Linked DNA regions of Mus musculus: region 1 is linked to region 2. The links are chromatin contacts, found by POLR2A ChIA-PET in ENCODE. All regions are on one chromosome and are shown on one strand. Each heading gives the region's core, a stretch centred on a gene start or an enhancer-like site at or near the end of the contact. The rest is flanking DNA. Distances are from core to core; before and after follow the strand shown.

Region 1 (5,807 bases), core at 34-2,533, 83 kb after region 2:
GGCCAGGCGTGGTGGTGCACGCCTTTAATCCCAGCACTCAGGAGGCAAAGGCAGGCAGATTTCTGAGTTCGAGGCCAGCCTGGTCTACAAAATGAGTTCCAGGACAGCCAGGGCTATACAGAGAAACCCTGTCTCGAACACCACCCCCCCCCAAAAAAAAGTTAAGTACAAAAGGAGGGAACAACCTAAAATTTCATTACTCTTTACTTAGTGCCTATCATATGTCAGGCACTTTGGAAATTTACAAGCTGTCTCACATAGTCACTTCTTCTGGAGGTAAATAGAATTAGCTTCACTGGTCAGAAGAGGAATTGTATAGTGCAGGAGGATTAGTCATTTGCCCAGGGTTCCTGGTGAATAATTGGCAAAGCTAAGATTTCAACACCGGTGTCTTGGATATCAAAGCCAGACACATAGCCCTTGTCTGAAGATGAAAGCAAACAACTATTTTGCAAATATCTTCAGCATGCTGGACTTTGCAATAGACACTGCAGTCTTGGGATGCAGAGTGAAGTTCCCCTGAGGATCTGAAAGTTCACAGCTCTGTTAAGAACCTCATGTCACATAGGTGTCTCCATTGGCAGCACAAACCGTTTGGAGGGAGTTGATAAGAGGTTCCTGGGTTTAAGATGTCATATTTGACCTATGGCTTCTTTGGGGCCATGAAATGGACATTAAAGCTTCCAAGTACTCAGTACTGAACACATTTGAGAGCCTGGTTTGTCAACCATGACAATTAATATATCCTTCTTTACCTTACCCTGCATCAGAGCTGATGTCAGAGTTGAAGTGGAAATGTATCATGTTGAGTGCGAGTGTACTTCCTGGCTCTCTCTAGATCCACCTCACTTCACCATCCTTGCTCCCTCCCTGCCACCCTCACTCCATCCCTGCCCTTCTTCGGGTTCCGTTTCCTTGGTCACACAGCCTTGCTCCTTAACAACCTATTTCTCCTTTTCCTTACCACCTACATCGACACCCCTATGCCAGCCATCTCTCTGCCCCCACTCCCTAACATCACCCCTCTAGCCTGGTCCCTTGATGCCTGCCCCCTCCCTCCCTCTCAACCCGCCTCCTGTGTCTCCCAGCCCTGCTCTGACGTGGGAGGTGAGGGGGGTGGGGGGTTGGATGACTCACAGTGTTATGATGCAGTTCCACAACACACAGCCACATTTACCCACAGACCGAGGTACAGAGCAAGAGGCAACCTCTGCCCCCCAGCAGCTGTCCAGCCTGCAGTCCCAGACCTCAGCCCCTCAACTACCCTCCCCCAATCCCATCCCCTTCCCAATTGAAGGAACCAACAGAGAAGAGAGAAGAGTGAACAGAGAGATTGAAAGAGATAGACGGAGATCTCTGGAGCAGACCTCAAGGTGAGGGGGGCAGCCCTTCTCCAAATCAATTTTTCCCCTTCGCAAATTACCTCTTCCTGCTGTGTGTTGCTTTCTCTCCTTTGCAAAAGCATTATTCATCCACCCTTTGTCCTCCCTTCCCCCTCCCTGCTGCCTCCGCTCCCTCCTCTCTCTCAGCTCCTCCATCCTTCCCCAAGCTCTGACGATTCTCTCGCACTTATTTCCCGGCAACTTTGGCTGCGGCATCAGACATCACTGTTTATTGTTTTTGCTACCGGTGCAGACCCCCAGAGTCAGCCCTGGGAGCTGGCTGCTCTGCTAATTATTCGGACCATACCATACTGAAAATGCCTGGTCCAGGGGGAGGCGAAAACTCAAAGCAATTGAATACATCCGTTGTGAGCACAAGTCCCCCTCCCCTTTTTATTCCCTGAGAGGCACTGGATTCGCACCTGGTTCCACCTGTCTCTGCCTTGTCACTTAGGCTCTCAGTTGCCAGTCTTCCCAGGCACAAGCCCTTCTGCTCCCCCCACCTCCCACAGTCCAGCCTCATCTCAGCTTCAGGGACTCGTCCTCTTCCCAGCACTCACCTTTGTTTTGTTTTCTGACCTCAGTAATTTCCCCGATTTGCTTCACCCCATGACGAGAGAGGGCAGAAATGGGAGAAGTGACCCCAACTCTCCTTTTTATGATTTTTTAATTTAATTTTATTTTTTTGTCCTTTGCAGCTTCTCCTCTGCTGGACAGAGAAGCAGAAAGGGACAGGGAGGGAGGCGTGACAGTGACAGAAGGACAGGGCTAGGGAAGAAGATAGCGGGAGGGGGCAAACCTGGCATCTCCTGGTCCCTTGAAGTAGGTGTTTCAAGGTGGCACCTTGAGGTGAACTACAGGCAAACTTGAAGGAAGATCATGGAAGTGATGCTGAACTGTAGCAAGAAGGGCCAGAATACAATGTCACCCTGAACTAAGCCCAAGGTGTCTTCCTGGGACTCAAGACAACAGTAGAGGACCAAAAACTGAAGATGGTCTCACCCAGGGGGATTTGTGGAGACTGCATGACAGCCCTTCGAGACAGTAGAAGAATCGGGTGCTCATGGCCACCATGGAGGACAGGAGAACAGACTGTTTATGTGGGTAACTGAAGCTGTGCTGCCTCCTCTGCTTGGTGGTCTAGCATCACGAGAGCACTTAGCGGGCATCTCTGAAGGAGACACAGGCCACCCCACCTACAGCTGCAGGATGCTCCACTAGAGAGGCAGAGGCACATCACCTGCTTATCGGAGTTAACAGAAGACACTTCCCTCCTTATCCTCTGCCTGCAGTGCACTCAGCTACTTTGGGACTGGAGTGTGAGCAGATCCCAGCGTCTCAGGATTCTTATCCCCGCAATTATCTCACTGTTGCTGTCCTGGCACTGGCATTTGCTCTAGCTCCTGGGAGGAGAAATGTTTTCTGCCTTGTGCCCTAAAGCCCAGCTTTTAAAAATAAGGTGTCCCCTTACCCTGTTGTCTCCTATTAAGGTTGCTCTCACTCTATAGCACACAGCCCAGAAGCCTGGCTTCTGATGTGCTGCCTACTTTCCACGGGCCTAGCTGTCAGACTTGCTGGAAGAAAGATAATTCTCCTCCTAGGGCTAGGTGCTTGTCTTTAACTCAGAGCTAAGGCAACGGTAAGTAAGTAATGAGACCAGAGGACCAGATGCTAGGAAGACAGCAAGTGCTCCCTCTAGTCTGGGAGCTGTATCATCCCAGGATGCAGGATTGAGGAACACCCAGGGTTAAGGTCTTCAATACTGAAGAAGCTACCAAGTTCTATGGAGTTCCAGGGCGCAGGACTCAACCGCAGGCGAGTGCCGAAACAGACTGTGTGTACCCATCTGCCTGTCCCTCTTTCCTTCCTTCCCAAAATATGGGCAAATTGTATTGCAAATGGAGGCCTTGAGACAGAAAAAACAAACAAGCTAAACAAACAAATCCAACTTCCAGGAAGACCTGACTCTTAAAAAGGTTCCGATCTCCTCCCATTAGGGTGCAGTTCCTCACAGAACTGGACACAAGGTGGGCCTCTGCAGGTGATGTTGCACTCAAGGCAGTGTCTGTGCCAGGAGGCAGCTCTCAATGGAAAATGCTAGAGGCTGCTACTGTCTCTGGAGAGAGAAAGGTACCAAATCCCTGGCCATGGCACAAGACGCCTGGAACCGCTGCCAGAACAGAATGGGACTCTAGGGGACAGAAAGTGCAACGAGAGGCTGAGGGCTGGTGGTGATGGGGACGGTGCAGATGAACTGAGCCCCATCTTCTCTAGCCAATCAAAAGCGTCTCCTTGTGAAGTCCTACCTCCGCTGATGCATCTTCTTCTCTTGCCAGGTGACTTCCCATTTCTATCTGGTTCTCGTCTGGGGGGGGCCCTGGCAGGGCAGCCCCCCCACACTGCTACTGTCCTGAAACACGGCTCTAGCCAATCTGCTCCGTTGCTTTACCTGCGACCGTCTCTGTGGGGGCTGCACCGCACCAGCCCCTCCAGCCCGCCAGGGCATCGTCCTCCAACCCGTCATGCCCAGCTGTGACCCTGGCCCGGCCCCCGCATGTTTACCCACCAAGACTTTCCGCAGTTACCTGCCCCGCTGCCACCGCACTTACAGTTGCGTCCACTGTCGAGCACACTTGGCCAAACACGATGAGCTTATTTCCAAGGTAACGCTGAAGTGAGGGCCTGCCACTCCCCCAGTCTTTTACTCCAGGCAGTGGGGCCAAGGGATACCCAGTAGTCACTGTCTGTCCTGTTTCCACAGTCCTTCCAAGGAAGCCATGGCCGGGCCTACCTGTTTAACTCCGTGTGAGTCCACCTCTTTCTTTGTGTGTGTGTGTGTGTGTGCTTGTGCGTGTACTTATGTTTCAACAGCTTTCCTCTTTGCAAAATGGGGGTGAGTCTTCAAAGGGACCTGGTACTCCTGGTTCTAGTATCCCCTCTATAAAGGGGTTAAGAAACGCAGTTTAGTTTCGTGGGGCGAAAGATGGCCCAAGCACAAATTCTAGAGGGGTGGACCGCTGAAGGCATGTTCCCCAGGTAGAGATCCTTTTGGGTTGGTTGGGGGCTGGACTGACAGAACAACCCTACTGTGTGCTGGGTCCTTGTTTCCTGAGACAGGGTCAACGTGGGTTGTGGGCCAGCTGAACAGCGCCTCCTGCTCACAGGACTCCACTCGGTAGCTGACATTTTCTGCGAAAGCTGCAAGACCACACTGGGCTGGAAATATGTAAGTATTGGAAGACTAGACAGTCCCTGTGGCCCTCCAGATGTGTCCACACGGCAGGCCTTCACATAGTCCACAGAGGGAGCTTGGCATCGGGTTGGCCTAGGTGGCGGTAGAGGGGAGACACTCTTTCCCATGGTCATTTCTTTACTCCCCTCCCCCAACCCCAGGAACAGGCTTTTGAGACCAGCCAGAAATACAAAGAAGGGAAGTACATCATTGAGATGTCACACATGGTGAAAGACAACGGCTGGGATTGAGGGGCTCAGCAGCCTGTGACCCTCCTCCGCATGCCCCACCCTCCTCACACCAGTCTCCTGGCCCTGCTGAGCAGTCCACACCAGCATGAGTACTGCCCACCCCTGGGGAAACCTGGTTCCAAGTGACCTCCTCCTCCCTTCCCCCGTCACAGCAGTACCAGGTTCTTTGGAACAGGAGCCTGGGATACCCCAGGGGTGTCTAAGGCTCAGGAGTGGGTAGCAGTCAGGGAAATACAGAACAGGGGAAGGAGAGAACTGTGGCACCAGAAACCAAGTGATGGCAGGGCGCAAACTCAGGCAGATAGGACTATGAATTACCAAATGTTGATCAGCTTTTTTTTTTTTTTTTTTGAATAAACAGGACAAACATTGGTGGTGGGGCTAGACCACAGAAAAGCAAAGATGGAGTGAAATTCTGGTCTCAGATATCAGGGCCCCAGAGTCTGAGGGTAGTTTATCCACCCCCCATTCTTGGTTTAAAAAAAATAAAGGATCGGATGGGGCCAATAGAAGGAAAACCAAACCCTAGACCCTGGGAATCAGTGACAGGGGTTTCCATTTCACTCCACTGTTTACCTTAGCACTAAAGAGGCACTTTCAAGTATCTAATCTTTGCCATTGGGTGGGGTGGGAAAAGCTGCTCCAAGAACAGCCCCCACCCCTAGCCGGCTGTTGCCAGAGAGAGCAGTCTTTACAGGCATTCCCCAAGGCTCAGCCACTGCTCCCGAGGTCCCCGCCCTCTGGAGGAGGCGGATCATCAGCGCTGAGGGACCAGTCTTTCCTGTGACTGCCACCAGCGAACGAAACTTTTGTATGATACATAAAGTGTTTTGGGTCTATTTTTAATAAAAAGGGGAAAAGCAACTGTGAGGTGGTTGTCCTGGCTTTCCTTCCTTAGGTGCGGACCTTGTACTGTCCTCCGTATGCACACAAGCAAGGAAG
Region 2 (5,262 bases), core at 1,741-4,240:
CATTTTTAAAAAATGGTTATTAGAGACTAAGTAGTCTATGCAAAATGCTTAGCACACAGTAAAATAAAACAATGACAGGGAGGGTAAAGGATGGGAAGACCTACAAGATACTAACAGAGGGCCGTCACCTACCACAATAGAAAGCAATAAATTATACACAGCTAAATATTTTGATATTGCAATTGATAGTGATCTAAGCCGAATTTATCTGCCTGCATCCTGTCTCATCTACCCCTAGGAACAATTATTTGATAAACCTAAGGCTGGCATGTGATTACAGGAAGCTTTCCCCTTTCTAAGATTTCCAAGAGTCCCAATTTTAGACCAGCTGAAACCATGATGAGCACCCCCCCCCTCCATACCGGAATCCTAAGAAAGGCACTAGCACTCTATCTAACCAACCACACACACCTGAAACTCAGACCCACTACCTTACTCACGTAACAAAGAAACTAACTGAATTCCATATAAAGCAAACAAGGAAAGAAAATCTATACATTTCATACTCATTTGTCATCATTTTCACCCCAAAACCAAAATAAGCACAAAAAATAAAAATAATAGCAAAATAAAAGATTTACTTATCTGTACTCTTTCCTGTAATTCCAGAAAGAACCAAGGAAGGAGAAGTAAAAGACAAAAATCTTCCATCTTATCACCTCAAAAGGCTCTTCACTATACGGCAGGCCAAACAATACCTTAGTTTGTAAATAGTTCTGGACCCTAATGCTGCGCAACACGGCTACACAAAGCTCAGTTTCCAAGCCGGACCCAGATCACCAGCAGTCATCCAGAACCTATTTTCAAACTGCCTTTGTACTCCTCCTTCAGACTCTCATCCCTCCCCCTAAAGGTTGAGTGAGAAACCGACACTGTGGCAGCAACAAACCGACCCTCCAAAGACACACTGAGAAATCTCCTTGGAAAAGCATTTCAAAGGAAAATTGAAAAATTGGAAATGAAAACTATAGCCCAACACACTGTACATATTGTCTTTTGTCTTTCTTATCAATTACTTATTTTAATTCTGAGGTCCACTCGTCAAATTTTTTCCTGTAATCCTTGCCTAAATTATATGGAAAGGAAAAGAGGAACAAAACTTGTTTCCTCCAGAAGCCACAACCGCACAAGGACAAAATCATCACACAAGGAATGTCTTCCCAGTAGAAAAATATTCAAGGAAATATTCTAGTCTAAAAAAAATGGGGACAGGGACTATGAAATCAAAAGATTAAAGATTCATATCAGTTTAAAGGTAATGAGGAGCTTAGATATTAAGACCCATCTTGATACAATTAGAGCAATATCTATTCCAGCTCTAATTTCCATGCTGATTTCCATTTTAAAAGAAGAAAGTACCTATTTTCCAGCTACTGAAGAGTTGGCTATATAATTATCTAGGATCTGCACATTTCCAAGAATGCATATAAAAAAATCAAAACCAAGCAAACCTTAAGGTCAATTATAAAACATGAACCAGTCACAAGCCTTTAGCTTTAACAGAGTTCTAACTTAGTGGTAAGTTAATTGAGCAGGCAAACAAACAAAAGACACCTCAAAAAAGCATCATTCCAGTGGCTTAAAAATAAAATTCCCTTTGTGCTTTCTCAAACATGCTTTGCAAACTCCAAGTTTTCATTAAGTGGTTTCTCTTCACCCGTCTATTTACAACCTACAAACCTTTCAGAGACCAAAAGGACTGAGAAAAGACTTTCAGGTGTTTTGCTGTTTCACTCCGGTCAACAGAAAGTATGATTAGAATTTCCTTATCCCTTTAAAGGCCAAACATTACCATATCAGTAAGTTTAACACACACCTTTACAAATCTGTGCCACTAAAACGACTTTTAGTACAAAAAGGAAGGAAGGAAGGAAGGAAGGAAGGAAGGAAGGAAGGAAGGAAGGAAGGAAGGAAGGAAGGGCAACTCAAGTTAACGTAGATCCATTTGTTTTCACAAGGCAAAGCAAAGAGCCTCCTAGGCAGGCAGGCAGGCAGGCAGGCAGGCAGGCGACAGCGGCTCCCACCCACCACCACACCTGGAAAAGTGAAAGAGGGATCCACCCAGGAACTGCAGCGCTGAAACCCTTCTGGGCCGTTCACGTTCAGAAGGAAAAAACAATACCATTGAAACTCGAAAGCTTCCTGCAACTTCCCACTGCCACAAATTCAAAGGTGAGGGGGCTAAAAGTTCCGAAACATGGTAAGAGCCATCTGTACGACCAGCTTCCGACCAGGGCAGAGTCCTTCCCCAACCCACACACAACATGCCCCCCCCCCCAAACAACTTTTTGAGCTCTGAAAAATAAGAGTATGTTAGCTAAATCCAGGGAAAAAAATAATATAAAAGTACACACAAAAAAAGGAATTTACACAACTTCTACCCCTGGTTCCAACCAGCTTCCGGTATTACACCTAGAAGTTTGTTTCCAGGTCTTGTACGTTTTACCTTTTCCTTAACTAAATAAAATACCAAGAAACCTCCAAAGTATTAAAAGTGAAAAAAATAATTGGTTAAAATTCACCGTCAGCACTAACAGGCTTTCTCACCCTTTTAAAAGTCCCTCCAGTTACCATTAAGAAAAAAATTCCACTTGAGTTACCCCTTTCCCAATACACACATTTTTAATAAAAGGAAAAAAATTTAAAAAGCACACACCTCAAATGTGGACTTCTAAAGCCAGTCCTTTAAGAAACAAACCCAAAGCTTCACCAATGTGCTGAGAAAGACAAATCCAGCGAGGTTCGCCGCCTCTTCCTCTTCCTCGTTCCAGGATCTTTCCTGCCTTTCTCCTCTCCCTCCGTGTCTGTCTCGCTCGCTGGCTCTCCCTCCCTCCCTCTTGATCGTCCTCTTTCTCTCTCTCTCTCTCTCCCTTTCCCTCTCTCCCTCTCTCCCTCTCTCTCCCTCTCTCCTTTTCCCCTCAGATCCAACACCTAAAATGGAAGTTGCACCCAGCCAAAGGCAAGGCAGCCTGGGTGGTGACAAACTGATCTGGCAGCCCTACCCTAGCTTTCCTAAGTGATGTCAGCCCCTGCGAGCTTCCAATAGGAACCAGGCATAAATCAGGGAGCTGACCTTATCCAATAGGAAACTTTATTATAGGAAATTAAAAAAAAAAAAGGGAGAGAGAAAGACGAGGAAGTTTTATACATATATATTATATGTATATTTAAAGCGGAGACTATACAATCTCTGAGGAATTACTGCAGATCTGGGGGGAGGTGGGAGGTGCTAAATAACAAAGCATTTTAGAACGGCACGCCTAAGCCTCAGTTCTCTTTGATGAGGGTCTTGTTCCCTTTCCCTACCTATCTGGGTGGGAAAACAGAAAAGAGCTTACTTTCTTTACTTGCTGCGGTTTGGTTTGCTGCTTTCTTCCCCAAAGCGTTTTCCCAAAGGAAGTCAGGAAAGAAGGAAGGAAATCCCAGAAACTGGACTATATGCTGACTGGGATGGTAGGAAATATCTGAGACAAACTCAATTTCATTGTTTTGGCTTAATTGAATTAAAAGCTAATGGAGAAAATAAATGCTTAGACTTCTTAATAGTTTGTTAGCCTTTCTTCTCTAAACTAAAAGGAAGCAGAATCCACTGAGCCCTTGAGGACCAGCACTATCTTCCCATCAAAACAATATGGGTTTGCCTGGGACAATAGGCAGAATCCAATAAACAAAGAGTGTAGACTAGTTAAGAATATCATCGTTAAAATAATTAAGAGAATGCTATTGTTTAGTCAACCCAAAATTACCTGCCTTTTTTATTTGACCTAAATAAAATATTATAGGGGTTTTCCTACGAATTCCTTTAAAGTTTATGAGGGGAAGGGGCTGTGTTTGTTGTTGAATTTTTTTTCTTTGGTGGGGAGGTTGCTTTGTTTTGTTTAAGATAGGATTTCACTCTACCCCAGGCTGGCCTCAAACTCAAAAACCCCATGCCTCCGACTTCTGAGTTATAGGGTTGAAGGTATATTACCACCTGGTAAAACTGGTATTAGTTATTCACTAATTACTAAACGAAGATAATGAGTTAGAAGGTCTCTCCTTATATATTTTTAAATTAGATTTCTTTGTGTGTGCATGAGTGCACATGTACTACAGCAGTCATACTCAGGTCAGAGAACAATTTGCAGGGATCAGTCCTCTCCTTCCTCCATATGGGCCCAGGGGTTAAACTTTGGTCATTATCTTGGTGGTGACCTCTTCTAGCCCTATTTTTAATTTATTTTTATTTTATTTTATTATTTGAGACAGGGTCTAATTATGTAGCCCTGACTGACCTAGAACTCTTGATATCTAGACCAGGCAGGCTGGCTTTGAGCTCACAGAGATACCCCCTGTGTCTGCCTCCTGAGTGCTGGGACAATAGGTGTGTGTTCCTATTGGCTGCTGCAAAATGTATCTTCATAAAGCTTTCATAATCTATAATGGTGATATACTGGCTAAGAAGAGAGACTGCAGTCAAACTGCTGGCTTCCAGCTACACCTCTACAAGTACACTAGTTCAGATTTTTGCACCACTATGAGACCTTGGCCAAATTATATAATCTCTGAAGCTCAGTTTCCTTAGCTATAAAATGGAAATAACTGTCTCTTGCTGGAGAGACAGCTCAGTGGAGACTGCCCACTTGCTGCTCAACCATGAGGGCCTGGTTCAGATTACAGCACCAATGTAAAGAGCCAGACATGGCTATATGAATGCCTATGGATAGGAGGGGGAGTCCAGAGGGTCACTGCAGTTTACTGGTCACCAACCCAGGTCCAAGCTTAAAACAGTAAGTCAGAGAGTGATAGTGCAGAACACTGGATGTTCTTCTCTAGCCTCTGTGCCTGTACATCATATGTCACACATACAAATCTGTTGTCAGAATAAAAATACACGGGGCTGGTGAGATGGCTCAGTGGTTAAGAGCGCCGACTGCTCTTCCGAAGGTCCCAAGTTCAAATCCCAGCAACCACATGGTGGCTCACAACCATCCATAACGAAATCTGACACCCTCTTCTGGAATATCTGGGGACAGCTACAGTGTACTTACATATAATAAATAAATAAATCTTAAAAAAAAGAATAAAAATATACATAAGGCACATTTGCTTTTCAGTCAGATCTTGCTAATATAGTTCCTACCAGTGTAAAACTCATGTTATAACCCAAGATAGCCTTGAACTTCCAGTAACCCCACTGCTTCAACCTACAAACTAGGATTACAGAGATGAGCCACATTACCTAACAACATAAATGTGGTCTAAAGATGTCTAGCATATAGT

What was found. ChIA-PET counts read pairs that join two places held with the same protein, here RNA polymerase II (POLR2A).
Region 1: POLR2A ChIA-PET joins it to region 2 with 15 read pairs in Patski. The contact joins the promoter of Ypel4 here to the promoter of Ctnnd1 in region 2. POLR2A ChIA-PET finds 5 or more read pairs at or near these places in 3 of 5 experiments (Patski and embryonic stem cell).

Annotation. Positions count from the first base shown.
Region 1 is chr2:84,732,921-84,738,727 of GRCm38, forward strand. Ypel4 (yippee like 4) reads left to right here and starts at 1,284. Exons shown (of 5, transcript NM_001005342.2): 1 at 1,284-1,373; 2 at 3,719-4,045; 3 at 4,144-4,187; 4 at 4,500-4,608; 5 at 4,776-4,957. The coding sequence starts at 3,905. The coding sequence ends at 4,865.
Region 2 is chr2:84,647,750-84,653,011 of GRCm38, forward strand. Ctnnd1 (catenin (cadherin associated protein), delta 1) reads right to left here and starts at 2,991. Exons shown (of 19, transcript NM_001085450.1): 1 at 2,657-2,991.